Regions from separate parts of the Mus musculus genome. Here region 1 is linked to region 2. A link is a loop called in an ENCODE intact Hi-C map of the cell type or tissue named here. Cell type or tissue: left cerebral cortex. All regions are shown on one strand. Links, peaks and the distances in the headings refer to the core of each region. The heading gives the core; the rest is flanking DNA. Region 1 overlaps Ankrd45 (ankyrin repeat domain 45). Region 2 overlaps Rc3h1 (RING CCCH (C3H) domains 1).

Region 1 (15,445 bases), core at 4,988-12,987, 200 kb after region 2:
GGAAAGCAGGTTGTTAATTTGGGTTCATTATTATAAACCTTACCAAACATATTTTTCTTTTCTTCTTTAAAAAGTTTTTGGTTGACACATTCTGTCTGTCTGTATAAGGCACATATGAGAACTATCTTTAAGCAGACATCAGGAATGTGCTGCCAGTGTGTGATCAGATGGGGATTGCTTTTTGGAATTTCCTCCTCTGGACACAATTAAGAGGAAGAAAATACCATTCTTATCGAGTCTCCTGTAGCTCATACAATCCACCATTTTTCTAAAGCTTTATTTGTTTTTATTGTGTGTGCATGAGTGTCAACGTGTGTGTGTGTGTGTGTGTGTGTGTGTACCATGTGTGTGCAGTACCTGTAGAGGCCAGAAGAGGACATAGGATCTCCTGGAAGTTAACAGATGGTTGTGAACTGCCTTGTGAGTTCTAGGAACTAAACAGTGAGTTCTCTACAAGAACAGCAAGTGCTCTTAACTGCTGAGCCACCTCTCCAAAGTGCAAACACTTCTCTCATCAAGAGGGCTCAATAAAAACAGAGAATCAGGGAGGAAGGATAGACTGGTTTAAGGCTTCTCAAGTCTCAATGGTGAGTCTCATGACCTCTTCTTCTACCACTGTTAAATAGTTCAGTAGCCAGAAGCCGTATGCGATTTCAAACTTAGTTATCTAAAATTAAATATAATTTAAAATTTAGTTCTTCAGTCACATTAGCCAGACTCCAAGTACTTGAGAGCTAAATGCACCTAAGGGTTACTGTGTGGGACGAGCTTCTGTTGGATAGTGAAGCCTTAGAGACACGCCAGTTTGTAAAAACAAAGTGACATTTACTTATTGTGTGTTTGTGTGTGTGTGTGTGTGTGTGCGCGCGCGCGTGCGCATATGCACGTGTGACTGTCTTGGCATTCACATGTGTTGAGGTCAGAGGACAGCTTGGGTGAACGTGTTCTCCCCTTACACCCTGTGGGCTCCAGGTATCAAGCTCAGGTTGTCAGCTTTGATGAGAGCACCTTTAGCCACTAAGCTTTCCTTCTGAGCCTAGAGATTCTACAGTCTTATTTTTCAATCAAGAAGTGGAAGTAAATTCACAATCTCTGTCCCCAGAGCACCATCCTCAATGCGTGCCGTCTGAAAAACGAGTGGTTGGAAAGCCATCCAGAGGCTTCCATTAGTGAGATTTTTGAGCAGAAACAACAATTGGAAGATATCGTCTCCCCCATCCTAGCAAAAATGTCTACACCACGTAAGTTTTGTGCTCGAATGTCAGGAAATATAATAGTTTAGTTCAGTGTTGTTGTTGTTGTTGTTTTTCTGATACACTATGATTTTTAACTATCTTCACTTCACAAATAATAACTGAATTCTTTTCATAAGAGATGTAATTTCTTTTTAAGGGTTTATTTATTTTATTTTATGAGCGTTTTTTCCTGCATGCACGTATGTTCACCCTCATGCATGCCAGACGCCCTGAGAACTCAGAGGGTGTCAGAGTCCTCAGAACAGGAATTACAGATGGCTGGGAGGCATCATGTGTGCTGAGCACTGATCCCAGGCCCTGTGCAAGGGCATCCAGTCCTCTTAGCTTCTGAGTAATCTCCCGGGCCTGCCTGCCTTTGAGGTGTTTTGAAATTGCTTCTTGCTACGTGGCTCCAGTTCCTCTGAATACATGGATTACAGGTACCACCTTGCCTGGCTTTTATGCCATTGATTTTGACCAGAGATTGTCACCCAGGAAAAGATATACGTCTGCGAGACAGGGTTGAAGAGTCTGGAAAAGATTTTCAGTATTATAATTTTGGTTTTGGTTGGGGAAAACTACTGTGGAAATAATATCCTGAGACCAGAAGTGCACACATCATAATCTCATGGGCAGTTATACCTAAGATTTTCAAAATGGCAGCCTTATTTACTGTCATACTATTTGCATGAAATTTATCCCTTAAAGGCTCCAATCAGTGTGTTTCAGCACATGCACAAAGTTGTATAATTGTCAACATTTCTAATTTTAGGTCATTTTGCTGCCTCATAAAGAGACCTTACACTTATCAACAGGTACTTTCTACTCCCCCTCTCCCAAGCCCTGGCAATCATTACTTTACTTTCTATCCTTACAGGTTGGTTGGTTGGTTGGTTTGAGTCAGGTCTTGGTATGTAGTCCTATATGGACTGGGTGGGGCTTGTTATGTAGGCCAAGCTGGCCTCAGATTTGCTGTGATCCTCCTGCTTCAGCCTGTTGAGTTTACTAGGATTACAGATGTGAGATATCCTGCCTGGCTTGGCTCTGGCTGCACTGAGCTCTTCACAAATAAAATCATAACGTACACATTGCCCTTTGTGACTGGGTTCTATCCCTTGGTATGATGCTTATTTTGTTCTTTTATTCTGGAGTATGTATTGCCACTTAATACGGATGGATAACATTCCATTGTATGGATACAAGTTTAATCCATTCATCAGCCAGAGTACATCTTTGTTTTCACTCTTGGGCTGGTATGCACAGTGCTGATATGAACAGTCATGCATATGGCTGTGTGCTTGCATTTTTTCTGTGATATGTAAACAGGAGAGGGATTGCTGTGTAGTAGGTAACTCTGTGTCTAGCCTTCTGAGAAACTGCTAAAGCTGTTTTCCATCTTCCATTTTCATCAGTGAATCAGAAGATCCCAATTTCTCCAAGCCTTTATTGATGTTTTTTTTCTTTTTAAGATTTATTTATTTATTATATGTAAGTACACTGTAGCTGTCTTCAAACACTCCAGAAGAGGGCATCAGATCTCGTTATGGATGGTTGTGAGCTACCCTGTGGTTGCTGGGATTTGAACTCCGGACCTTCGGAAGAACAGTTGGGTGCTCTTACCCACTGAGCCATCTCTCCAGCCTGGAGATTAGAATTGTAACACCACTCTTTTTTTTTTTTTTTTGGGTTTTTTTTTTTTTTTTTTTTTGGGTTTTTTGGTTTTTCGAGACAGGGTTTCTCTGTATAGCCCTGGCTGTCCTGGAGCTCACTTTGTAGACCAGGCTGGCCTCGAACTCAGAAATCCGCCTGCCTCTGCCTCCCGAGTGCTGGGATTAAAGGTGTGCGCCACCACGCCCGGCTGTAACACCACTCTTATGTGTAGCTGCAATTTGGATGTGCTTCCCACGGAAGGCTAATTTCTTCCTTCATTCATAGTGTGGGAATAATTCCAGTTAGAGCCATTTGCTTGCTCAAGGAACACCCTAGCAGACGACAGCAGTTAGCCAACTTGACCCTTTATCTTCATTATTCTAGCCTATCGAAGTAGGTTTCTGGAAAAGTCTGGAAATTTCCATGAAGTCTCTTTGAGCATTTAAGACATGGTCTCTTCTGAAGGGCCTGAGTTCAATTCCCAGCAACCACATGGTGGCTCACAACCATCTGTAATGAAGGCTGACGCCCTCTTCTGGAGTGTCTGAAGACAGCCACAGTGTACTTACATATAATAAGTAAATCTTAAAAAAAATAATTCTAACCTCCAGCCCCTACACAAATGTGGGTGACACTTGTCTGTGTCATGGCTCAGTTAATGAGCAGCTTTGCCATAGCACTAAGCCAACGATACTCTGTCCACTTAGAGTAGTGTGTGTGGTGTTGTGAGGTAACAGAGCCCATTATTTTGCAGACAGCTTTGCAGTCCTTTTTTTGGCTACTAATCTATGTGTCTGAGATGGCACTGTCTGTTTGCATGAATCTCCCTTCATTTTCTTGGCTAGATCTTTGGTTAACTGTCAGTGTCATTGCTGAGATGAAGATAATACTGGCAGTAGAGATACATTGCCTAACTGAAGGTTACCTTGATGTAGCCTATATTTTCACTGGGTTTTATAGCTTTTGCTCTTACATTTTTGTCCTGTGATATCGTTTGTGCTACTTTTTTTGTATATGGTGTGGCATGGGGTTCAACTTCACTTTGTGTGTGTGTGTGTTATTTATTACCTACACTTTTTATGTTAGTCAAGAGGGGCCCTAAGAGGCTGAGACAATTAGGCTAATATAGGTAGTATGAGAGGCCAACCCTTGTCATCTATGTAACTAATGTCTACTGATGAGATAGGTTGCACCCTCCTGGGTACCTTGAGGGGCAACCTCAGGCAGCTCCTCATGTAGATTATGAATAAAGCATATATAACCAAAAAAAGTAAACTAAGTTTAGAGAGGCTCAAAGGAAAAAAGAGAGAGCATGAAGGGGGTGGGGTGGGATTGTCACCATGAAGCCAGGGTAGAGCTTGAGCATTTCAGAGTGAAAGCACAGGCTACTGGTGAGAGGTCCAAATGAGGGACGAATGGAGGAAGTGAAGGGCTCCCGTTTTGCTGACTGTAGTTTTCCTGTTAAGGCAGGGTAGGAAACAAGGCTGCAAAGTTAGCTTGTGATCATTTTTATTAAAGCTACTGAAAAATAGTCTGACGGCTTTAAGCTTTACTTTATGGGCAGTGGGACACCATTACAGAGCTTTTAGGTCTGGAGAGAGCTCAGTCAGTAAAATGCTTGCCTCACAAACTTGAGGACCTGAGTTTGATCCCTAGAAGCCACTAATGTTGATGAGGGAGATGCCCTATGCTTGTAATTCCAGTGTTGGGGTGGTGGTGGAGGAGACTGGCACAGTTAGCACCTGGGGCTAACTGGCAGGCCAGCCTTGTTACATCAGCAAGCCCAGGCCAATGAGAGAGTGTCTCAGAAAACACTGGTGGGCATGTCCTGAAGCAGGACACTTGAGGTCGTCCTCCATCTTCCAAAGGCATGTGGATTCGCATGCGCAGCACATTCAGGTTTACCTGTACCCAGCCCTCCACCCACACACCTACGCAAGGTGTTTGGTGTTGTGTGCCTATAATCCAAGAACTTGGAAGGCTGTAGCAAGAGGATCGTGAGTTTGAGGCTAGCCCGGGTTGCATAGCAAGACCCTGTCTCAGACACACAAAGAAACAAACCTTTAAGGCGGTAGAGAAGTGGGCTTAAGCCGGGGAGAACAGCCTGGCTTTCTGTCTGAAATGGTTTGGAGGGAGAGCAAAGTAGTCCAAGTCAAGCCCTGCAGTCCAGAAGCGAGATGATTAGACTTTAATACTGATCAGATAGTCCATTCCCACCCATCCCATCCCCACCACTGAGCTGTCCCAGTAGCCCTCACTCACTCCGCCTCACCTCTGCAGAGGAATTGCCTCTCTCCTCAGGTCCCTTACATTCCAGCCTTCTAGGCTTCTTCATATCATAAGATGCTATGCTGGCTCTGGTTGACACCTCTGAAATGATCCTTAACTTCACATCAAAGAAATGAAGACAGGAGAGGTTCAGCATCTTAATGGGAGTCCTCTTTGCAGTGGTCCATACGTACCAGGAGAATCGAGCATGTAGGAAGTGTATCCTCTTGGCTTTGCATACTATAGGAAAGTCAGAGGCTGTCAGGGCTTAATTAATGGCTGATTCGGGCCAGGATATACTGTTGTATTCTATGCCCATTGTTTGAAAAACTGGCTATATTGTGTTTCATATCTCAAGCTAATTAAATGTCATTTAAAAATCTGCTTCTTTCAGGCCAAGTGAAGAGTGCCAAATCGATAACCTAAGCCGTGGTCACCAGAGAAGTCAAGGATGTGCCTTTTACAGATGCCACATGGTGTAGAAGGCTACATTACATTTCAGTATTAAATACGACAAACCTGTTCCTCGTTCCTGCCAAGTTCAAGAAATAGATCCAGGGTTTTGCAGAAATGTCTGGGTACAAATTCAGTTACCTGGCTTTGTGTTAGACTGTTCAGAAGACTCACACCTGGCTCAGGGGCTGGGCCTCTGCTCCTCCAAGCTGGGCTCCTCCTGAGTCCTCCAAGCTGGGCTCCTCCTGAGTCCTCCAAGCTGGGCTCCTCCTGAGTCCTCCAAGCTGGGCTCCTCCTGAGTCCTCCAAGCTCAGTCCTCCTGAGTCCTCCAAGCTCAGTCCTCCTGAGTCCTCCAAGTTCAGTCCTCCTTAGTCCTCCAAGCTCAGTTCTACTGAGTCCTCCAAGCTCAGTTCTACTGAGTCCTCCAAGCATACAAGCACACAGAGAAGCTAATAGTTTTCTGTTTAACTGAGGCAAGAAATTTCCACTTGACTAGGGGATTCTATTTTTAAAAGATGCATGAAGCCATTTGTAAAAGAAAAGCAGGTGTTCCCTCTCTTTCAAAAAGCAAATACTAAGAATTGAAGTCCCCCCTCCCCGAGAGGTGGGGTCCTCTGGTTTTAGCTGTCTGAATTAAAATTCACCCGGAAGGTGGGATATAGTTTCTGAGGAAAGCCCACAAATCTGTGGTTTCCCCTCTCAGGGTTTGGCAGTACACGGTAACTGCCACTGTGCTGAGTCCCACCGGTCTCCCTTACATTGCCTGTGTTTTAAAGGCCATGGCGACAGAAAGGGTCCTCAGAAAGTACTCTTGGTAGTAAAATCAAGCAGGACCGCGAACTTCCTATTACTTTCCAACTTTCTGGGGGAAGTTTTTTATAGAAAATAGAACATGTATACTTAAAATAGGAGAATCATTTTATCACTTTCTCCTCATTGTCTTGCTATGCAAACTATTTTTCACTTTAGAGGAGAAAGAAAACAGGGGAGCCATTCAGTCATACTTGTCAGGTGATGTTCTCTTGGTCATGCTATTGAGGTCATCTTGTTTTAAAATGTTTCCCCAAGTTTCCACTTCTGAGATCTTTTCTCTATAGGAGCGATTGCCATTCAGCAGAAACCCGAACACTAGCCCGTCTCTGCGGCACCCAGAGTATTTGCTGCTCGTGGTAGGCAGAGCTCTGTGCTTGGTCCTTTTAGGACAATCTTTCAAGACACTTGGTGCACATGAGCACTGAGATCATTAGGAAGAGCCTTGGTGCCATTGGGGGATGGGTGGTGTTGTCATTTTTATTCTAAGCCACGTTTTCTGAGCCTTGATCATGAACACAGCAGTGGTCTCGAGGTCTCTGCTCCTCGTAACTAGGAGGGGAGGCTTTAAACGTACTTTTAGTCCCAGGTGAGACAAGCATTTTAAACCATCTGCTAGAACAGTTTCTCTCTCCCTCTTTGCCTCACACTCTTTGTCCTCAGATGTTTTATAGCCTTTGATACACTTGCTAGCACAGTATTTGTACAGTTCCTTGAATTGGGACCTTTATACCAACTTTCTCATAGTCTCCTTTTCTAATGAATGCCCCATCGGCTTCTCCTCTTCTTGACCCTCATTGTCAGATCCTCTCAGGATTCCATTAGGATTCTTGGTCGGACAATGGTGGTTCTCCACCCTATGACTATCCCCATCTTCAATATTACAAAGATCCAACCTTTCCTTCTTGGGGACATTTACAGCGCCAGAAGCCTCATTCTGTGTCCTGTGTAACTTAGCCTCATTCGGTGTCCTGTATAATTTACTCACATGCTTCTCTCTCCATGTGAATGAATATAGATCTTTATGAAAGGAAGACATTTTTGTTGAAAATCCTTTATTTTCAACAATTTTGTTGACATCCTTTATGAAAGGAGGCCTCTTTTTTGTTGGGGGCCTTCCTCATACCTAAAGAGCTTGTAAAATAGTAAGTCGGGGAATAGAAGTTGAATTGACGCACTTAGTACTACCTTACTCTCAGTACCTAGAATTGCTTAGTCCTACCTTGTACTCAGAACTCACTCCCTCTTCATTCATTTACGAAGTTGGATTACCATTATAGAAATGCTCCCAACCTTAGCTTATGCCTTGCCTATGTCAGTGTACCACAGACAAGCCATACGCACAGCAAACATTGTGGCTCTCTGTCTGCCCGCTCCCAACTGTGTAGTTCTGAATGTCATGGACCTGGTGGCCCCATGGCATCCTTGTATCTTATTTCAGAGACTCCTTTGATGTGGGGTCTGAATACTTACTTAAATCTGTGTATGTATAACTTCTGTTTTGCTAGAGATGATATCAATTATTACCTATTGTTGCACTGACTTATACGTAGATCAATAGGAGATTTAGATGCCCTTATGCTGTGAGTTTGATGTGATTTCATTAGCTGCATGGTGCTTTCTGACCTTGCATAGACTAATGACTTTTTAAAAAGCACACACTTAACAGTTCAGGAACGCCTCCACAGTATTTGAAAGGGAGGCAATTTAATGTTATGATCAGTTCTAGTTGGTAGTTCTTTAGGTTTTGTGTTTCATTGGTCATAAAAATGTAAAAATATAAAGGTATGGTATTAATGTAACATTAAAATAGCAACTGCTGCCTGTTATCACTGTCATGTAACAAAAGACATTTTAACTCCAAAAAGTAGGGCTACGTGGTGACAGTATGATCCGAATAAATGAAGCTTCATTACAGAATTTTATGTTACACGTTTTCTCATTTTATGCCTCGTATGATAGAACTTTTATCATATGCCAGAACTGACCTAGTGTCTAACTTTTCACGCTCTAGATGTCAAACTGATGTTTTAACATTAAACATTGTAAAAGGGCACAGGTTCGAATCTCCGCCCGCGCGAGCCCCATCCCTGGCCCATGGCCAAGCGGCGTGCGGCTGAGCCGCTCACGTTCCGCGTGCCTTGGAAGCGGCTCCTGCCCAGCGACTTCCCCGAGGAGCCGCCGCTCTGGGTCCCACCGGCTCGGCCCCTCAAGCGCCAGGGGGACGCGGGGGACCAGGGCGGAGCCTGCGTCTGCGCTCCACAAGCGACGCGGCGGCGGGGACCGCATACAGGAGCTGCAGGGTGCAACCTGGAGCCCGAGAGCCACCTCCTGGCGAGCAGGAGGAACACCGGGTCAGCCGGGCGGCGGGAGGCGGCGACAGGGTAGAGAGCGCAGGTAGCAGCAGACGGGTGCACAGCCAGAAGGAAGAGTTTGGGCAGTATAATACATTCCAGTATTGGAGGAGCCCTCTGCCGCCTATTGATCTGGCAGCTCTTGAAGATGTGAGTGCAAACAGCCTGACAGTTTGAGGACAAGAATGAAGGAGTTGAGATTGACGTGGAGTCCTGACAGAAGGATCTGAAGAAATGGGATCACTGAATTTGAGGAGACCTAAAGGAAAAGTTCTTTTCCATACTTGACATGATCCGTTTTTCAAACCTGAAAAATGAGGAAGGGGTTTGGGATAAATAACTACTGAATCTCCTAATGGAGAGCTGTCCAGGGTGTGGTACAGCTGCAGGCAAAATACTTTGTGTCTGCATTTTTAATGAAAAAAAGTTTTGTTCACGCTCTTGACTTTGAAGATGCTTATATTGGAAAAGGAGGTTTTGACAGTTTCAGAGGAAACACTCAGGTCTTCTGAACTTGTTCTGTCAAATGTTCCTTTGCACCACAAAGCTTATTTGTGGTGCATGGAATGAATACGTTTATACAGCTGAGGCTAATAAATTCTTGCTAGTACATCTTATTGGATCCCCTTGGTGGAACAAATAGGAGACGAGTATCGATGCAAAGTTAAAATGTGAGATTGTTTCTGAAAGCTAACCTTGTTTTACAAGAGTGTAAATTTAAACTAGTGAGAACTTCCTTTTGGGTAGCTTGTTTTACCTTTCGCTATTTGCTGTTTATTAAAACAGTACAGGCAACGAATCTAGCCAAACAATGGATAGAGAACAGTAGGAAGCAGCTGCCCGACCCTCCTCCCTTTTCTGAGATGAAAGAAATGATCTGGTCAGTTTACTGATTTTGTTTTGAGGACATTTTTTAATATTACTTTAGACCTGTAGTTCTTAACACTGATAGCACTTTAACCATTTCTGCTCCAGCCCTGGTCCTAGAGAGATGTCATTCAATTATTTGAAGGTGGCTTCACACAAAGGTTTTTGTTTTGTTTTGCACCAATTCTGCACTCATGTATTGTGCAGATCAGGCCAGAACCACTAGACTAGCAGCTTTTCCAGTTTAAGGAGATCACTAGTGTGAGCTGAAGCAATGTCTCTTCATTAGTTTTGTCTGTATCTTGTTATGTTATTTGATTTGTCATTCCTAAGTTATTGTGTTACAGTTTTGTTTTTAATAAAGTACACTGTTTATGTTTGGGAAAAAAGTATTGTAAAAGGCTCACAGTTACTCTAGTGTTCATCTAATATGTTCATCTAATATGTTGTACAGGCAAACCTAATCTCCCATTACAGACACTCCTCCTCTTACTGTGTGGTCCCATCATTTCTAATGTAGCAATGCAAGTTTCTGGTCTCTCTTGAATCCAGGGAGCCCATGACTATAGTTGACAATGGTTCCATGTCTTTTCCAATGCTAGGTTATAAGAGGTTGATTTGGCTTCTGCCTCAGTCTCTTAAGATACTGCCCTAGAAGCCAGTCTGTGGGGAGACAAACAAGGAAAGGAACTGAGGCTCAAGCCTGCAGCTCTGACTGTGCTCTGTTCATCCAGCCATTGCCCAGATCATGAAGGAGACATCTTGGAAATGGAGTCTCCAATCGAGCCCCTGTTTGAAGCTATGTGGAATGGAGACACACTTTCTCTGCTTACCAAAATCACTAACTTCTGAGATAAAGTTCTTGTCTTAAGGGGCACAGTTTTGTATTTATTTTTACACAAAAAATATAACATACGCATGTTAGAACTCAGAAATATGAAGTGGCACAACAGAGCTCAGAATATGTGGCTTTGTCCTGTAACTGGCTGGTGGGTCAAAGCTGTGAGGGTCTAGCGGGGAACATGAGTAACATGGCTGCCAGCCTCAGGTACAGCCGAGCAGAAGTCTTTCATTTCAGATCCTCTAAGAGGTTACTAGTGGGAGGAAGGAAGTGTCCCTGCAAGCTAGAGAGAAAGGCGGTCTTGTTAGGCGGTCCCAGGAAGTATTCCATAATGTTTAAGTAATAAACCCAGTGATTCAGTGATTATGTCCCAGCTTTGCCCCAGGGTCGCCTAGCCTTTTCTGAGCTGTGAAAGGAAGAAAGGAACTGAGCTGGAGAAGGGAACACAACAGCTTTCAAGTAAAAATGGGAAGAAACATAAATGTGCCACTAGTTAGAAATTGAAGTATCTCTTCATTTCCCAGCCTTTGTAGATGACACAGGTTATTATTAATCAAGAAATGACTTCCGGGAAAAGATAAAACCAGGAACAGACCATGGGAGTATCTGTTAGGAAATCAGAAACATTTAAAATGGCGCTCATTGAAGAAGCCCTGGGACTTTCAGATATTTGGGCATTTTCCATGTGGCTGGAGCGATGGTTTCTGCGTGTTCTAGGGAGGCCATCACTGTTGCATCCTGATGCAACACAACTGCCACATCTCTTTTTCCCAGCATAAGGAACGGTTTGATACACCTTTCTTAGGTCTAATGTCCACTCTTGACCAAATCAGCATACTGGGAGATGGCCAATTACGAAGAACTCACCTGCCTCACATGTCTCTCTCAGTCACATAGTATAGTCTACCATCAGAAGACAGGATTTGGGCAAAGCACACGCCGGCCTCTCAGTTCCCTGAGGCTATCAACGGTTCCTTCTGCTGGCTTTGTTCAAAATCGTGAAGCAACTCTGTTATGGCTTTAACAGAAGATGAGGTTGTGATGAAGACTCACCTGGCCATCCCTGCAGCTCAGTTAGGCACTGCCTCTGGCTTTCAGTACCGCATCTAAGCCAGAGCTGAGTATAAATTTTGTCCAGGTTTTCTGAGCTATGTGGACTTGGAGAACCTGAATCTTGAAACCTAAAAGTACAAGAGTTGTACTCACAAGGTTTGGTGGCACCAAGAAACGACAACAGTGGGACAGGAGCAGAACACAGCAGGGAAAAGTGATGGAAGGCAGTGGCGTGAAGTCAATGTGACAACTGGGAGTCAAATGCGAAAGCACAGGTGAAAGAAAGCCTTGTGAGCTAGGTCTCATGGGAGGTAAACTGAGGCAGCAAAGTGAATGTTCTCTCTGGTTTAAAATAACTGCACATCTATACAAATGAAGTTGCAGACTGGATTTCAGAGGCATATATACAACTGTTGATTGAAATTCAGTCTCTAGGACCTGAGACATGCTTTGGAGTTTCTTTAACACATACACAATGCAGAAGATGATAGAGTCCATCAGCTTCTTGCTGTGATGTTCCCCTCGGTGCTCTACGGCAGTACACTACAAATTGGTGATTCGTGTTCACTGAAGAAATTGTATTTGTTTCTAGTAATTAGATTGGAACCCCTGTCCCCAGTCACATGCTAGGCATCAAGAATTAATTGATGACTATGTCCTGAGGAGAAGTGGGTGACATTGTACCTTCAAGCAAAGAACTAAAATTCCATAGTGAGTTGAATGGAGGAAAATGATAACTTTGAGTATTGAAAGAGACTAAGAATGAGAATACGAATAGGAATAAGGGATGGCTCAGTGGTTAAGAGCACTGACTGGTCTTCCGAAGGTCCTGAGTTCAAATCTCAGCAAGTACATGGTGGCTCACAACCATCCATAATGAGATCTGACGCCCTCATCTGGAGATAGCTATAATGTACTTACATATAATAAATAAATAAAGTCTTTAAAAAATAAAATCTTAAAAATAAGAATAAGAGGAAGAAGAAATGGAAATTCAGGAATCAGGAAAGGAGACTAAAGGGACTGAAAGGGTAATGAGTGGATGTACTGGCTGGTTTTGTGTGTTAACTTGACACAAGCTGGAGTTATAACAGGAAGGAGCCTCCCTTGAGGAAATGCTCCATGAGACCCAGCTGTAAGGCATTTTTTCAATTAGTGATCAAGGGTGTGTGTGTGGGGGGTATTGTGGGTGGTGTCATCCCTGGGCTGGTGTCTTGGGTTCTACAATAAAGCAAGCTGAGCAAGCCAGGGTAAGCAAGCCAGCAAATCCCTCATGGCCTCTGTATCAGCTCCTGCTTCCTGACCTGCTAGAGTTCCAGTCCTGACTTCCTTTGGTGATGAACAGGAGTGTGGAAGTGTAAGCTGAATAAACCCTTTCCTCCCCAACTTGTTTCTTGGTCATGATATTTGTGCAGGAATAGAAACCCTGACTAAGAGGGTGGGTAAGACACAGAACATGAAAGCAAAAGGAAGGGGTGTGGAAGGCTGGTGGAAGGCACAAATGTGAGCAACTATAATAATATACATATGTAAGATGTTACAGTGAAACCTATTATTTTGTATGCCAACTAAAATTTAATTAAAAAAAACAAAAAACAAAAACCGAATCAGTGTTAAGGGAGTTAGGGCTGATCTGGATAGAACTGGCATAAGAAAGTCATCATGTACGGTTTTTACAACCACAAGGGTTCTGTCTATGTGGATAATCTTTGACCCTTTCATGTGTTACATCAGGCAAAGGAAATCAGTTAAAAACAGTTGTAGGCGAAGGCAGAGTGTAGCCATTAAGAAGTGCATGTTTCTTTATAGCTCCATAACTTCTCTTGGATTGGAGGTGAGAATAATGAGTGCAGCCAATCAGAACAAAAAGCAGGTCGGCAAGAAACCAATGGGAACAGCTTTTGCTTTGGTATCAGTTGGTGGTACTGACCCTGGCGAACAACACAGCTCAGCCCAACTGAGCCCTGTTCTTTGGGATTTTGAAAGGCTGCGTTTTGATTTCAACTCTGAGCCAGTTTAGGCTTGGAAGAACACACCTCTGGGGAAGAACTTGGCTTTAAGGTCATTAACATGGGAACCAGGGCTTGGAGATAAGGACCGGAAGAGCTACTTGAGGGTGGGGAGGGACTTGAAGATGTAGTGGCTACCTCCTTCTTTATATTAGAATCTTTGTGACGGGGGCAAAGGATAAAGTCTGTTCCCGAGGCTATCTCAGACTTTAAGAAGTCTTAGGTTAAGGCTAGCTATAAGGAAAAGCGAAAATAACTCAAGTCCTTCCCAGGACCATCCCATACATTTATGTAGGCTACGTCTCACACAGGACACCAATTCAGTGGGGCTTCAGGAACGGAAGTCCAGCCTGTTGTTATGACAAGTCACGTGCCTGTTGTCAGGCTTCATGGCCCCGAGGAAGAGGTACTTTTTCCTAATTCAATCAAAGACATCACACGATCAAACCTCAAATCTTTTCAAGTCTTAAAAAAAAATATGGTTTACCCCGTCCTCACTCCAAACCTTAACTGATATGATGCAATTTTCCTCAGTCTCTGAGAGAGAGAGAAAATAAATGAGTTTTGAAGCTGGGGTAATGGAGTGGAATCCCAGAGTGATTTGTACTCGTGGGAACTGAGGAGTGTGATGTTTGTCTTTGCTTCTTTCCTCTTAAAGATTCCACTCCATCCGCAGTGTATGGTGTGCTTGTCTTGTGCCCCAGACTGTGTTTACAACCTGAATGGACATCAAATTCTCAGGCTGGAGAGATGATGGCTCAGCGGTTAATAGCACTGACTGCTCTTCTGAAGGTCCTGAGTTCAAATCCCAGCAACCAAATGATGGTTCACAACCATCGATAATGAGATCTGACGCCCCCTTCTGGTGTGTCTAAAGACAGCAACAGTGCCAGGCAGTGGTGGCACATGCCTTTAATCCCAGCACTTGGAAGGCAGAGGCAGGCAGATTTCTGAGTTCGAGGCCAGCCTGCCTGGTTTACAGAGAGAGTTCTAGGACAGCCATACAGCTATACAGAGAAACCCTGTCTCACAAAACAAAAACAAACGAAAGAGAGAAAGAAAAGGAAGAAAGTGTGCTACCCACCTTAGGTAGGTGGGGTGTAGATGAACTGCAGGTCTCATGGTCTTTTTTTTTTTTTTTCCTTTTCTTTTTTTCCTTGTTCTTCCATGTCACAACAGAATAGTTTGCCATAGTGCAAGGCAGCCCTGGAAAAGCAATGTCAAACAACAGTTTTTCGTTTTGGGCAACAAAAAGTGGCAGCAAGCCTGACTTACTCTGTGGGAGGCCAGCGGATTACTTTGTGGCCCAGAAGCACTTCATAATTCTCATATGTGCCACGATTGTTTTGGGAGGTAAGTCGCTAGGCTAGCCTCTCCTCTGTCCTTAGAACCTTTTCTCATTGTAGGAGATCACAGCTTCATCCAAAGAGTAGCCAGTGGAACCTCAAGATGGGAACGAAGGCCGTCCGCACAGTTTTTAAGGAGCTCTTGTGCATATACCCATTGCTTTACTCAGTTACACTGGCGGAGCACGAGAGGGTGGCTAGTACATTAAGAAGCACGAGACTGGCTGCCATCATGGAGCTCCTTCAGGGGGGAGGTAGGCAAACAAATAATCATGAGGCAGTGTAGTGCTAAGTGTACACAGAGAGAGAATGAATGTTAGGATTCTCTAGTAACTGATGCTGCCTACATGACCAGGCCTACCCTGATCAAACTATCTGAGATAAGGGGAGACAGCTCGTCGAACAGACAAAGAAGACAAACAAACAATCCACAGTTCACGTACTCAATGTTAGTAATCTTGCGAATTATGGCTTCTTTAGCTCTCACCCTTTAATGCCAGCATTTGGGAGTCAGAGGCAGGCAGATCTCTGAGTTTGAGGCCAGACAGAGTGAGTTCCA
Region 2 (15,445 bases), core at 3,964-11,963:
TTTAAGGTTTTTTTTTTAGATTTGCTTATATTTATATGTGAGTGTTTTGCTCACGTGTATATAAGTGTTCTACATATGTGTCTGGTGTCCTCAGAAGTTAAAGAGCATTAGATAGATATCCTGGAATTAGAGTTAGGGATGGTCATGAGCTACCATGAGGGTGCTGGGATTCAAACCTGGTCCTTTGCAAGAACAAGCTCTCTTAACTTCTGAGCTATCTCTCTAACCCCTGTGTAGAGTCTCCTTGTGCACATCCATGAAAGTTTTGCTTAGACATGTATTCCTGGCCAAATGGATGATAAGCTTGAACTATATATTTAAAAAAAAAAAAAAAAGGCTGGATGTGGTGGTGTATACCTTTAATCTCAGCAGCACCGGGGTGTGGAGAGGGGGGCACAGAGATGGTAGGTGACAGAGTGAGACTCTGTCTCGAAAGAAAGAAAGAAAGAAAGAAAGAAAGAAAGAAAGAAAGAAAGAAAGAAAGAAGAAAGAAAGGGAAAGGAGAGGAGAGGAGAAAAGAAAGAGAGAGAAAGAGGGAGGGAGGGAGGACAGTACAGACAGACAGATTTGTGTAGGTTTTCATAGGTGATGTTTACCTAGCTGTTTCAAGACAAAACTAGTTCAAGTAGATGACAGTTCAGAGTAAGAAAGAATAATTAAATGAAAAACAAACCTGCAAGGGGACTGGGAGTATGACAGAGCAAGGTCCTGGGCTCTGCTCCCAGCATCAAGTAAGGTAAAATTAAGTTGAAACAAAATTTTTGATGTGCTTCAGTGAGCAAATGTGTGCTTCTACATCACAGGAAGTCTTTTAGCAGAATGAGTTGAAATAGAATAGTAATGTAAGATGCTTTCAAAAGGGGTATCACAGGCTGGAGAGATGGCTCAGCGGTTAAAAGCACCAACTGCTCTTCTGAAGGTCCTGAGTTCAAATCCCAGCAACCACATGGTGGCTCACAACCATCCATAATGAGATCTGATGCCCTCTTCTGGGATGTCTGAAGACAGCTACAGTGTACTTACATATACTAAATAAATATATCTTTAAAAAAAGGGGGGGGGGTATCACACTGAAGTAACATTACCAAAGTAATGCTAATTCCTTAAATTAGGAAAAATAAAATAAAACTACTAACCTAGTATAGATGCCATTAAAAGTTTTTCCAGATACATGAAAGAAGCCTTAACTCAGTGCCTCTCAGCATTGACTTATAGCTCAGGGGTAAAGTGCTTGCCTGACAAGTTAATGTTCATACATATGACTTAGGAATGGGTAGATTTATCATCTACTATCATCTGTCTGTAATTGTTGGTCATATAATTCTTACTGTGATCTAAAACCAATGTTTTATATGACATCCAAAGACAGCTAAAGACTTATTCTTACTAATAAGAACATCATACTCTTATTAACAACCCCTTTACAGAGCTGGTAGAAATTATGCTAAACATACTCTCATTTTTGCTTTTTGTTAGAATGTAGAAAGTAAAGGAACGAGAGAGCAGAGGTTGGACCTTCAGAGAAGAGCAGTGGAGACGAGCGATGATGACCTCATCCCGTTTGGAGACCGACCAACAGTCTCTCGATTCGGTGCCATCTCTCGAACATCCAAAACACTGTATCAGGGTGCTGGCCCACTGCAAGCTATAGCACCTCAGGGAGCACCCACAAAATCTATTAACATTTCCGGTAAGAATCCTAGAGTGGTAATTATGATTCTCAATGTAATTCTATCAGTGCTTTTAAGACTTTTTTTTAAAGATTTATTTATTGGTTATATGTAAGTACACTGTAGCTGTCTTCAGACACTCCAGAAGAGGGAGTCAGATCTCATTACAGATGGTTGTGAGCCACCATGTGGTTGCTGGGATTTGAACTCCGGACCTTTGGAAGAGCAGTCGGGTGCTCTTACCCACTGAGCCATCTCACCAGCCTGCTTTTAAGACTCTTAAAGGCAATTATTAAACTTTTCCCTATAAGAAAGCAATTGCACTTCAGGCAATTTTAGGAGTATAAACTAAAATTAACTCTTTCTATATTAAGACTGCTTGAGGGGCTAAGGTGTAAAGCTCAGTTGATAGAGTGTATGCCTAATATATATGAGACCCTGTATTCAATACCCCAAACCACATAAACCAGCTATGGCACATGCCAGTAATCCTAGTACTGGAGAGATGGAGGTAGGGAGATCGGAATGTTCAAGTGCAGCTTTGGGTGCATAGGGATTTCAAGGCTATTCTGGGCTAATGATCCTGTCTCAAGGGGGGGGGTGCTGCTTGTGACTTTTATCTTAAATAACTTCATTATTTATTAAAATAAGATTCTTGGAGTCTGAGGAGGTGACTGGCTGGATAAAGAAGATCTGAGTTTGGATCCCCAGTACCCACATAAAATGTAGGCGTGCGTGCGCGTATGCGTATGTGTTGTGTGTGTAATCCTAGTGCTTTGGGAAGATAATCTGACACCAACCCTCACCCCTACATTCAAACACTCGTGCACACAGTGAAAAGAAAGTATGCAAAACCTGAAGGTTCAATGGGGAAGAAACAAATGCATTGTCATTTTGGCAGACAGCTTTCTGCAGAGACAGATACCGTGTGCCGCTGCCTTCTGGATGATAGTGCCTTAGATGAATCAAACTGGTAAATGACATCATAAACCACAGTAAACTGTTCCTTTACAGATTACAGTGCATATGGAGCTCATGGTGGCTGGGGAGATTCTCCATACTCACCTCATGCAAACATACCTCCTCAGGGACACTTCATTGAGAGGTACAGCCATTCTTGTTCACTTGTTATAAATATCTGAAACATTTAGCTTTCCTTGCTTTGTTTTCTAGTCAGTAGTGATTTCACAAAATAAAACTTTATACAAAATTTACCTAATGGTTTCTTTCTTTTTTACCAAAGGGAGAAAATGTCCATGGCAGAAGTGGCCAGTCATGGAAAACCCCTTCTATCTGCTGAAAGAGAACAATTACGGCTAGAATTGCAGCAGCTGAACCATCAGATCAGCCAGCAGACCCAGCTACGAGGACTAGAGGTACAGACCTACAGATACTTTTTTCTTGTGTCAGGAATTTTGATGTAGAGTACCACTGTGTAGCCCACATGGCTTCAGACTCAGGATCCTCCTGTGTGGCCACATTGGTACTTACATCGAGCTTTCAGTGTTCAGCACTGTGCCCGTTTTGTGCTCTAGTTCTGAAGAGCTCCCAAGAATGTTAAGTTGGATATAATTTTCTTTCATCGTGTATATGTATTTTGTGGGGTGGTATGTGCACATGAATACAGATGTTGGAGGATCTGCCTGGAGCTGGAATTATAGCAGTTGTTGTAGGCCTCCTGACATGTATGCTGAGAACAAAACCCAGGGCATCAACAAGAGCGGTATCTGATCCTAACCATCAAAACACCTCTCCAGTCTCCTTAAATAGTAAGTTCTGAGACACAGTAAAGCAGCACGTAATTTTAAAGCCTTTGCCTAACGTTAGTATAGATATCCCTTCTTCAGAGGATTCAGAACTAAATTTAGTTCTTGGCTAATAGAAAAAGAATATTGTCTGAGAATAAACAGTAGTGGAGGAAAAAGGAAAGAAAGCCTGCCTCAAGAACATTGAGTTTTTATAGAAAAAAATATAGGATTTACATCATGGAAAATAGCAATGAGAAAGAAAGATACACATTTATAATTGATTTCTCTTTGAAATAGGAAAAAAGATTAAATTATTTTTGGTGCTGGAAATATGTCTTACCATTCTTGCAGAGGATACAAGTTTGGTTCCTGTCTTACAACTGCCTATAACTCAAGCTCCTGGGGATCCAGCTCTCCTTCTGGCAGCCATAGGCATCTGCATTTCTGTTTAATGTGTACATCGCAACATTCACACACGCCATCTCTGTCTCTGTCTCTGTCTCTCTCTCTCGAAAATAAAACACATCTTTTAAAACTCACTCTCCCTTAAAAATAAAATACATCTTTTAAAATTAAAACCATGTTTCTCAAGTGCTATTAAGACAAAATGTGTTTATAGTTGGGTTATTTTTACTGCAAACTTGTGGCTAGTTTAGTGGTAAAATACTTTGGGTAAAGTGTTTTCTATGTGGCATGAGGTGCGCTGAATTATGTGTGTGCTTGGCTTTGTGCACTAGGCTGTTAGTAACCGGCTGGTGTTACAGAGGGAGGTGAACACCCTGGCAAGCCAGCCACAGCCCCCTCAGCTGCCTCCAAAATGGCCTGGAATGATCTCAAGTGAGCAGCTCAGCTTGGAACTGCATCAGGTGGAAAGAGAAATTGGGAAGAGGACCCGGGAATTGAGTATGGTGAGTGCTGAAGGTGGGGAAGGTGGAATGAACTCTGTGACTCTAGAGCTGATTCCAGGTACCTTGAGGAATAAGTAATATTTAGGGTGATTCTAATAAAGATGAGTTGTCATCTGGTGGTATTATTATTTTAGGTTTGTCCTTTGTCAAAGACTTTGGGGAAAACAAGGGAATTAATTAGAAATTTTAAAGTTTCTGTTTAATGTACTCATTAGGGAAGCAGATGGGATGGTTGCTCTTTTGGACTCTGTAATATTAAGATATGTTTACACAATAAAATGTTACTTTTCATGGTCTTTTATAGAAGAGATATATAGTCTGTACACTGTTCTCTGTACTGCTTTTTCATGCTAGTTTGCAGCATTTTCAAAAGGTAGTGAGAAAAGGTGGGTTGTACTGTATACTTTAGTGTATACTCTCTCATCTACCTGTTTTTTATTGTTAATTCTTAGTGAAGTAGGAATGACTTTTTGTTTTTTTAATCCGTGTTGTGTGAATTTGGTCTAACCCATTACACCACAGATTACGGACTTTATTTCCTCTTCTTTTAAGGAGAACCAGTGTTCTGTAGACATGAAAAGCAAACTGGGTACAAGCAAGCAAGCAGAAAATGGCCAGCCCGAGCCCCAAAACAAGATCCGCACTGAGGACCTTACATTGACATTCAGGTAAAGAAAGGAACAGGAACACTTCTATAGACTTTAACCAGAGAGAGAGATAACTATCATCCTACCGTACACAAAGTATGAATGTTTTGATTCTTAAAAGATCTATTTTTTAAAAAAATAAGAAAATATGAATATATTCATTGGGTTTTTTTCAAGACAGGATTTCTCTATTCAGCCCTGGCTATCTTGGAACTCGCTCTGTAGACCTGGCTGGCCTTTAATTCAAGGCATATATCACCACTGCTCAGCAGGAGAAAAGAATATATTTTTACTAAATCTAGAATTAAAATTTTACTTTAGGAGTTAGAGTAGGATATAGCTACGGGCACTGGAGAGGCTGAGGTAGGAAAAGAGGAATTTGAGGTTAGTCTGGGCTACAAAGTGAGACTATCAAAACACGTGTATACACAAAACTTAGCACTTTACTGGGGCTCAGTACATTTTCTGATTACATTTTCTTCTCATTGCTTTAAGTGTGGTCTTATGCTTTTGACTTATAAAACATAATATATAGCTCATTTAATCATTTTTTAAAAATGATTAAAAGCCAACCTACTGCCCATTTTATTGCTACTGTTTTTGTTTCATTTTCATGCTGACTATTGAGCTCAGACCCTCACAAATTAGCACATATTTTTTACCACTAAGCTGTATTCCAGGGTTATGTTCCCCCCTTTCAGTTATGTACAAAACACTTAAATTTGCTAGTGTTGTAGGGTTAGATTAGGGTTTGTTGGTCGTTTGAGACAGGGTGGGATTAGGCCATCCACAGTCAACGTTTTTATTTGATCTCTCCCATAATACAGTATTTAATTCATTTGTATATCCTTATTTATTCTCTTTGGCATATTTGAAGATTTGAATCCTTAGTCCTGTGTTGATCTCTTGATTACCTAGAACAAGAATTTATAATATAACCTGACATGGTGGTACATGCCTTTATTCATAGCACTTACTGTTTGAGTTTGAGGTTAGCCTGGTCTATGTTGTGAGTTTCAGGATAGCCAGGACTATGTAGAAATATCCTATCTCAAAAATTAAAAAAATCAAACAGAAAAGAATTCTAATTGTCCTGTTGCTGTCTTCTTGGGTTTTGGCTTGTTTGTTTGTTTGTTTGTTTGTTTTTTGAGACAGGGTTTCTCTGAGTAGCCCTGGTTGTCCTAGAACTCACTCTGTAGACCAGGCTGGCCTCGAACTCAGAAATTCGCCTGCCTCTGCCTCCCAAGTGCTGGGATCAAAGGTGTGCGCCACCATGCCCAGTGACTATTTTGAATCTATACGCTTGCCTAGGTTCAAAATAAAGTTGGTAAATAGGAGGTTGGCACTTTTTCTTAAATTCCAGCCAGCAAATATTTTAAGCTACGGGTCTTTTGGGATGTTAGGGGCTGTAGGGGGGAGGAGTCTCACTACCTGTCCCTTCCTCCCAAGTGCTTGTCTCTACCATGCCTGTTTGTTTTAACTCTTAGTTCAGTTTTCTAATATGTATATGCAGGTTGTGTTCTGCTATAACCTATACGTATAGAGTAGGAAGCTTGTCAGTTTTAGTTTATCATCTATGCTACAGTGTGGATGAGGAGTTAGAATCAATATTTGGAAGCTATTTATGTAGTTATTTTTATTTTGGCTGTTTGAGACAGTCTCATTGTGTAGCTAGCCTTGGTTGGCCTGGAACCAATCTAACCTAAAACTGATAAAGACCAGCTGCTTCTGCCTTCTGCTTGAACTAAAGGCATGTGCTCTACTCCAGCCTCATGTTTTTCTACAGTGCTAAATAATAAGCCCTATTGATTGGATTTTATTTAGAGTAATTGCTTTTCTCTTTCTATAAATTCCAACTATTTTTTCATGTAATTTACAGTGATGTACCAAATGGATCAGCCTTGACACAAGAGAATCTCAGCCTCCTATCAAACAAGACCAGCTCTTTGAATCTGTCAGAAGACTCTGAGGGAGGAGGAGATAACAATGATTCCCAGAGATCAGGAGTTGTTTCCAATTCTGCTCCCTAGAATATGGGCACCTGCTTCTACCTTCTGCTCCTAATCAGTTCATGGGGCATAGGGATAGAAAAATGGATAACTTCTAAACTTTTTCTCTGAGTGGTCAGTGAAGTCCAGGAAAAGCACCGGAGGCAATGTGCACAAACACCACTACTAAACAAACCTGCACATAGTTCACATTGATGCATTTTTTTAATTTTAAGAAAAAAAAATTAGCAGTATCTGCAAGCAATTCAGATTAAATTTGTTTTTGTTCTGTGAATGAACTTTATTTTAATAACTTTGGACGCCTTGGATCCGGGGCTTTAAAAAAAAAGAAGATATTATATATACACTCTGTTTGATTAATTGTATGATCTTAATGAAGTAGGTTTTTCTTGTATTTTGGTATTATTACATACCCAGTGTATAATTCCTTTTCCCCAGTCCTTTCCAACTCTCACAACCCTGTAAACTAAAATAGACAAAAATGCACCGTTTCCAAGAATTCTGTGGTAATAGATTGGGTTATTAGAAACTGTGCAGCAAACTAATTTTATTAGAGCTATTCTTTAACCCCAGCCCTGTTTCTGGATCACTAGCTCTGTGGATAGATACTTGTTTTTTACAACATTAAAAGTTTATTTGAGTGGATATGGTTTTAGTTTCAACTTTTCAGAGATGTCAACATGCAGTTGATTGTTTGAGCCACATTTTGGTGTCAAGCATTCCTTGCATTATCTCCTTAAAATCTGAAAGCCTATTTAGTGTTTACAATGTTTAGTTAGATTTAAATGAAGATTATTTTATTTTAAGAATGAACTCTGAATTGGATATAATGGCTCATTCCTGTAATCCCTGGCCTCAAGATGTTGAGGCAGGAAAAAACAGAATAAGAAGAAAAGAAATGAACTTCAGCTTGTTAATAGTGAAAATAGGCATTTCCTGTTCTCCTATGTGGAGCTCATGTTGGAAAATTCGAGCTGTGTTTACAAATTAAACTTGTCTTGAAACCCTAGAATAGAAAAACCAGGACAGTGAACCATACTCTAAAGCTGGGAGCCGGCTCAGCAGAAGAGCACCGGCTGCTCTCCCGGGTTCTTGGCAGCACCTGCAGGGTGTCTCCCAGTTCCACTTTCAGGGACATGACACCCTTTTCTGGCCCTTGTGGACACCAGACACAATGAAGAAAATTTTTTAATTAAAATAAAACTTAACACTCGATAGGAGCTTCAGTAAACAAGGACATATTATTTCAATGGAATTTTTGTTTTCCTTTCAAAAGCGTTAAAGATTTGGCAGATAGAAACTGACTGAGTCTTCAGGGTAGTTCATGCTTTGGTCACTTGTCAGTAATCAGAATTACTAGAATAACTATAAATAACTTGAAGTGAGTTTTTATAGACCTGGCTTTCTGACATTAAAAATGTTTATGAAAAAGTTGAAGAGTGAGGAAGAATTTTTATTTAGTTCTGCTGCACATATTCTAATGCTAACCACTGTTTGCTTAATTTACTAAGCCCCTCTAAAATGAGTTCAGCAAGGCAATGTTTCGTAGAATCACTCCATCCCTCTGATTGCCTGACGTCAGTTTCCCTTTCTAGATGATGCTACAAAACAAGAAAGCACTGGTTATGTAATAAGTTACTGCATTGCTTTGGTTGGGTAAAAGCAAACGTTTATATTTTTCTTATTTCTATTTCCTGAACCCTTAACTCTGCTGAGGTCTGCGTCACCTCAGTCTAAGCTCTGTGTCCATCATCTTGTTAATTGAAACAAGTGGGTGGGGGTGGGATAAGAGTGGGAGGGGTGGGAAGGGAAAAATAGTCCTGCCATTGCCTACCAGTAGGAAATCCAAACAGAACACTCATTTGAGTAGCGATTATTTAATTTGCCCAGTCAAGGCACCGTGTTTATATACTATTTCACATTGAATTTGATTATGCCCTACAGACCTGGCTGGTCAAGGATTTGATATACACATATTGGCTTGGGATTCGAGCTTTCTTTTTTATTTAAATAAAAATTTATATATATATTATATATATACATATATACATGGCTATATCTGTATATATATCGGGTATGTTTTAAAGATTTCTTCGCATGAGCGCAGCTGTTGCAATAAGATGACTGATTGGGAGGTAGAGGCACCGAATGACGGTGAGGCATTTCTCAGTTGATGCATACATTTTCCTTTTAATTTTAAATACACATTTGTACATTTGCTTTTTTTGGACTTTTTTTTTTAAGATAAAATGACTCTTACATTTATACTTTACTCATTATTTATTGAGATGAGGAGAGAAATGTTATGCCTGACAGGATTTTTATTTTTCTGCATATCTATAAAACGCCACATTATTGGCCTCTTGCCTTCAGTAGACAGATTTGGGTGGGTCTTACCTCCTTTGGACATTTCAAGATAATTCCTAAGTCTTAGAAGCAGATGGGTTTTTGTTGTTGTTGTTTTTAAAATTGGAATAACTAGGGGGAAATCTGCATATTGGTTTTCTTGGAGTTAAGAATAAAAGTAAATTTTCATTGTAGTGTGTATGAGACCCCCAAAATGTACTCTGCTGCGGTGCACTAGTATCCTTTTAGGTATATTTTTATTTAGGGAGAAAATTAGTCTTTTAAATGGTAGTATGAGTTCCCCAAGCCCCTCTCTATAGCCAGTCTGGGTTGGGTAGAAAGTGAAAGACTGTGCCTACAATTTTGCTATTTAGTCATTTTCCCTTACCAATTTTTAGGTGGGGTTTTTTGGGGAGCAGGGGGTAGGCAGTATTGTTTGTGCCCACTGGCAGGTTTAGGGATTCAATAAAAACTCTCATAACTTTGAGGGGTTTTTCTCCCCTTAACAAAGTCAATGTTATGAGACAACAATAAATTGAAGCATAACTTCATGACTCTTAACTGCTGTTTTTATTAAAATATGAAAACCATTGATTTTTATTTGTGTCTTTAGAGACATTAAAAAAAGGAAGCCCATCAAATAGGAAGCAGAGCTTCTGCACCACCAGCCCTGCCCTTTTAAGACAGTCTTAGCAGATAGCCCATACTGGTTCTGACTCGAGACCCTGCGCCAGCCTTGTGAGCGAGCACTGGAAGAATGTCAAGCATGTGCCGCCATGCTCAGCATACTCAGCAATGGGTATGGCTTTTCACTGAAATGGTTTCTTCTGAAGGTGATTACTTTTTACTGTATCCAAGAGCAAGAATCATCTCAGATGAAACAGACAATTCTGGAAGGGTTATGCAGCAGCATATTCATACTTGTTCAGAAACAACGCCAGTATGTTAGCTGTCGTGAATAAAAAGTACTTAGGCTCAGTCTGTTTTCCGTGAGTCTCTGGAACATGATGGAGGAACTGAGAATGGGGTATCTAGACTCAGTTTCCTGTTGATAGTAGGAGTCTGAATGTGACCAAAGAGCCATTCCTTACTACTTTTCTACTTAAACAGAACTTGTACCATAGGTTTCTGGTAGTGATGTTCAAATGACGTCAATGTTTAAGACACTATTATTAGTAATTACAAATATTCACCTACTCAGAATGTGTAAGAGCTTGTTTGGCACGTACGGCATTAATGTGGGTCATTCCTTCTCTCATCTTCCTTCCCTTGTGGTTTTCCCATGTATTTATTCTTTTGCCTAACAGCAGAAGATGGATACAATTCTCACGTGCTACTTGGATACATGATCCCATCAGACTCCCATGAGCTTGAGTGTGGGAGCTTGAAATTTAGTTCCTAAGTTTCCCATGATTGTCTTTTTTCTTTTCTTCCTGACCCCTTGCCATTCTGCAGTTTCCCCTTGACTTACCCAATCTGTAACAGTGACAGTTTGCTGCTTCTAAACAGAGCATTCAAATGAATTCGCTTAGCCAATAACTTCTGTGAAGTTGCCTTTTCTAATGGCGTTATTACTCAGTGATGCACAGATGTGGTATTTGCCCTACTGGCAGGCAAGCAAAGGTCTGGCAAAGAATGATAACCTGCTATTTCTTTAAGGAGCGCCAAAGACTTGTGCTTTACTCTGTTTTGGTTTTAGGGGAAATAGTAGCCATTTTGATTATGAAATCTGGTAGTATTTGTAAGTTGATTGTACTGTGTAAATGTCTAAAGTTAACTGTTAAGGTTAGCTGGCCTTACAAAATGTAAAAGTAATGAAAATTTATCAGTTTCTCTAAACCAGTAAATATCACCCTTGACAATATTTGTTTAAGCAACTCACTCTCCCTTTGGGGGCTTATCTTGATGTACTACTCTCTTCTGTGCGTCTCTGTACTTTCACTTGTGCCTACAGGACAATGTACTTTCACTATGGTCAAGTCCTGGGTCTGGGAATTCTTCTTGAACTTGACGCTTGTGAGAAACAGTTAACGGTAGTTACTTAGTACCTGTTCGACTTAAGTTCAGGGACATCTTATTTTTACTAAATGGGATTCATTTGCTATTGTTTTTATGTACAAATGATGGTAGAATGAAATTTCAATATATTTTTCATTTGGGCTTTTAAAGAATCAAGTAAAGAGTTCAATATGTAAAATCTTTGTGTAAAAACCATCCGTAACGATTTATTACATCCTAATTTGTTCTCAAGAGGAAGTAATGACCTTGCAAATTAACTGCAGTATTACACTATTGCCCTATAAAAGGTTCAAGTGTGTTAAACTCTTAATTGTTAATATATGCTTATAGTGTTGCAAAGGGATGTCATCCCTGAAGATAGAGCTCAGATACAGCGTCACTGAGACAACGGGCAGTCTACACTGACACCATTTCATCTGAAACATATCGATGTCTACCTTAGACAGCTATGGCTTTTTTTTTTTTTTTTAACAGCTCAGCTTTTTAAAATTTCCTGCTGAAATGACTGGCTGGGAGTTTTTGGTAAATTGTGCTAACATTCTTTTTAACGTTCTCAATCAGCTTTCCTGAGCCACTCACTTCAAAGAGCTGGTTTTGTTTTGTTTTGTTCAAAAGATACAGGAAATAACATTTGAGATTTTAAGATTCTATTTCTGTAATTGCTAGAGGTGTTTTCACAAGTAACAGATTTTAATTAATTAGTAATTCTAGTCACACTAATAAAGAATAGGAAACTGCTACCCCCAGGAGCAAATGACACCTTCTAATAAGTGTTCTCAGTAGGTAGGTTTCAATACTACACTGAATAAGTGGGTAAAGAGCCCTTGGAATCCCATTGTGATAAAGGGACTTCCCTTAGCACTGGAATTGTTCTTAGAGCCTCTGGATTTCAGACAAACACTGAATTTCCCTGAACTTAACCTTGAGCAGAATAACCTTCATTTTCACAAGAAAGTAAGGCATTGTAACCCAAGGTGGAAAACTTAAACTTTAAGACAATACTGTGTCAGAAAAATGTGTATTTAGAAGAGTGAAACCCTGTGGAGTCTGTTGTCCTAGTGTATATTATATTATATAGTAGATAAGGTGGCTTTTTTTTTTTTATTTTTTATTGAAGACTCATTCTGGTTCTTCATTTGGTTTTGTGTTTTGTCTTTTAATGCTACATATGTAGACAGAGCTCACAAGTCTTTGGCTCCCATATTAGGTTGTACACTCAGAGTCATCTTATAACTGGAAACTGTCAGGTGGTCCCAGCTCCAGTGAACACAGGAAAAGTCAAGGAAAGGATGCAAGACTGGGTGAATAGCGCTCTGGGGTTTTGGTTTTGTTTTGGTCCTCCTTTTAAAAATTGTCATTTTTATAATTTATTGGTGTAGCCTCTCTCTCTGTTCATTGGCTGACATTTCACAGTAATATCCAAACCACCCCATAAAATTGTATTCTTACAAGCCTTTAAAGCTATGATTCCTGTTTAGCTAAGACAGTCCTGAGAGGTTTTGGGGTTTGTTTTGTTTTGGTTTGTTTTTGCCTCACTTTCCCCTTACCCTTTTTTATCCTTTGTCTTCCCAACTTTCTGGATATAAAAGAAAAAAAAACTTCACTGGTCTTAGGCCTCAGTAATGAGTCTGACTTTCCAGGAGTGATACAGGAAGTGAACTAAGGTAATGAGCAAACTTCTCACCCACCTAACTGCTTTCCAGTTGTGAGGTTCCTCTTCGTGTGTGGTCTTTTCCCTTTTACCCCTGAAACCCTTCCCTGCCTATGGTCAGTTGGTCTCACGGCTCACACCAGTCTCCTGAGACATTCTGCACTCATTATCACCTTTTTGGGTGGATTTTTCTTAGTTTTTTTGTTTTGTTTTTAAAAAATAACTTTAACATTGATTCATATTTGCTTGGGATAGAGCTTATGTAATTTACCAATCGTATTGATTGTATGTGATTGTGCCCTGCAGAGGTATACTTAACATGAGTAATCTTAAGTTAGTAAAGGAGCTATGAGATTTGAGTCAGAATAGAGATGGCTTTATGGGGAGTGTGAAGTCCCTTCTCAGAATCAGTGCTACGGAAGACCCCCTTTGAAAGGTTTTCCTCCATTCCTGTGTTTTTCCATTGCCTCGGCTCCCTATTGTTTTCTGACATTTTCTCCCCACCTGCTCACAAGGTTTTTTAAATTGAGTCTTAAAATAAGAGATAACTTTTAACTGAATGAATTTTGTGAAATTTTACATTTTCCAAATGTTTTCAATTGAGGACAAAGGATGGGCTGGACTTGGCCAGCCTGTGACCATCTCCTTCCCATCTGGCCTGGCCAACAGTGAGATTTGCATTTAGAGGCATTATCTTCTGAAAGTTGTTTTTGTATAGGAAAAAAAAGAACCTTGCTTGAAATGGAACATTCCCTTTCTTTAATCTGTTTAATATTTCCGTTTTTAAACAGCTTTCAAAACAAATGAGGTGGGGAAAAAAGAACTAGGAGTGTGTTTAGGGCTGCCGACCTCTGGATCTGAACGAGTACATGGACCATGTGTTGCATATTCTTGAGAAGATTAAGGCCTTCTCTCTTAATTTTGTATTCTTTGTGTGCATGTTGTTTATATTAAAGATGGCACATTTTGTTAAAATGCTATTTCCTTTATTACCTTGGAAACTGACTCAGCCTCTTGTTGCTCCTAATTAGGGTTTAAGGCTCTTGTAAGTTGCAGATAAAAGGATTCATTTTAACAATAGAAGGAGGTGGTTCACCTTTTGGATTGTAAATATATGAAAGTGTCTAAAGGTCTTTATCTGCTTTCTGTCAGCATTTATATTAAATGATAAATTAATGAGGAGGAACAGTGTGTAGTCTTTTTCTTGTCAATGAGTCTGCCACCTCGTTCTCGTCTTGGGATTGTTGATAAAAAAAAAAAAACAAAAAACAAAAAACTTTTAAAAGCTAATTTATGCAAGTAAGCACACTGGGCGTCAGTTTTCTCTACCCAGAATTGCTGTAGACTTGAGTATGCTGCAATTGAGAGGCAGGCCTGGTTCAGAGGCTGCGAGACCCATAGTCAGTGAGCTGTAACATTATTTTATGACGTCTTATCAAGCCAAGAGCATCTTTCTGCCCAAGCAAAATGATCTTCCTTCCTCAAACAGAATACTTGTCTTTTTATTTACCAACTGGCTCCCAATTATTCTGAAGTCTTTTAAATATAATATAAAGTCATTAAATATAATCTAAAGTAACTTTATATTATCTCTTATAGACCATGCTCTAGTTAACATGAAGGGAGGTGATGGCTGAGTAGTTGAAAGTGTTGTTTTCTTTTGCAGGGGCCCAGAGTTTAGTTCCTAGCACTCCCATCAGGCAGCTCAGGACTACCTGTAACTCTAAATCCACGGATCCAACCACTGCTTTCTGTCCTCAGGTACATAGACACACTTAAGGTCTTAAAGGGGGAGGTGAGTTATTACACATTACAAGACATGAAGTAAACTCAAATGTAGCATGTTGTAACAGTAACATACTTTTATGTAATTAAGAATGTTTGGGGCCAGGCAGTGGTGGCGCACATCTTTAATCCCAGCACTTGGGAGGCACAGGCTGGCGGATTTCTGAGTTCGAGGCCAGCCTGGACTACAGAGTGAGTTCCAGGACAGCAAGGGCTACACAGAGAAACCCTGTCTCGAAAAACCAAGAAAAAAAAAAAAAGATTGTTTGACTACATGTTGAATATTAAATGGTAAGACGGAGGGGATGTTCAATTCACAGTTCATATATATAGGTCTGTATCCTATATACATGCTGTGCCTGTAGAGGCCAAAAAAAAAAAAAAAAAAGACATTAGGTTTCCTGAAGTTAGAGTTACAGACAGTAACTAGGGCTAGAACCAGGATCCTCTGGAAGAACAGCATAAGCTCTTAACTGCTGAGCCATCTTTCCAGCCCCATATTTTTAAGAGATAGATATATTAATCATAGTTGGAATTTATTCTAAAATACTTTCCAATGAAAATTGATAGGGATTTCCAGAAAAGGGTTATAACATTACCAATTACTAAATACGGGGACCACTGGTACCATGACTGGCCACAACAGAAGGAGCCATGGTAAG

What was found. Hi-C counts contacts between places; a loop is a spot of excess contacts. Peaks named below come from ENCODE experiments on the same cell type or tissue, not always from the same donor. Only the 100,000 strongest peaks of a DNase experiment are listed, where the experiment ranks them.
Region 1: a loop joins it to region 2, with 3 times the contacts of the local background. A loop is called at or near these places in 2 of 42 quality-filtered maps.

Annotation. Positions count from the first base shown.
Region 1 is chr1:161,162,165-161,177,609 of GRCm38, forward strand. Ankrd45 (ankyrin repeat domain 45) reads left to right here. Exons shown (of 8, transcript NM_001368766.1): 6 at 1,103-1,241; 7 at 2,008-2,050; 8 at 5,548-8,343. The coding sequence ends at 2,027. It also overlaps the pseudogene Gm51252. Among named protein-coding and RNA genes, the nearest start is that of Tex50, 11 kb to the left of the region's middle. In left cerebral cortex, for the core only: a CTCF peak has its summit at 8,748 (motif pointing left); a DNase peak (open chromatin) is centred at 8,736; H3K4me3 peaks cover 675 bases.
Region 2 is chr1:160,960,795-160,976,239 of GRCm38, forward strand. Rc3h1 (RING CCCH (C3H) domains 1) reads left to right here. Exons shown (of 20, transcript NM_001024952.2): 15 at 1,477-1,690; 16 at 2,685-2,775; 17 at 2,914-3,046; 18 at 4,156-4,326; 19 at 4,879-4,994; 20 at 6,853-14,182. The coding sequence ends at 7,003. Among named protein-coding and RNA genes, the nearest start is that of Serpinc1, 10 kb to the right of the region's middle. In left cerebral cortex, for the core only: no CTCF peak of the experiment used is centred there; DNase peaks (open chromatin) are centred at 8,026 and 8,665.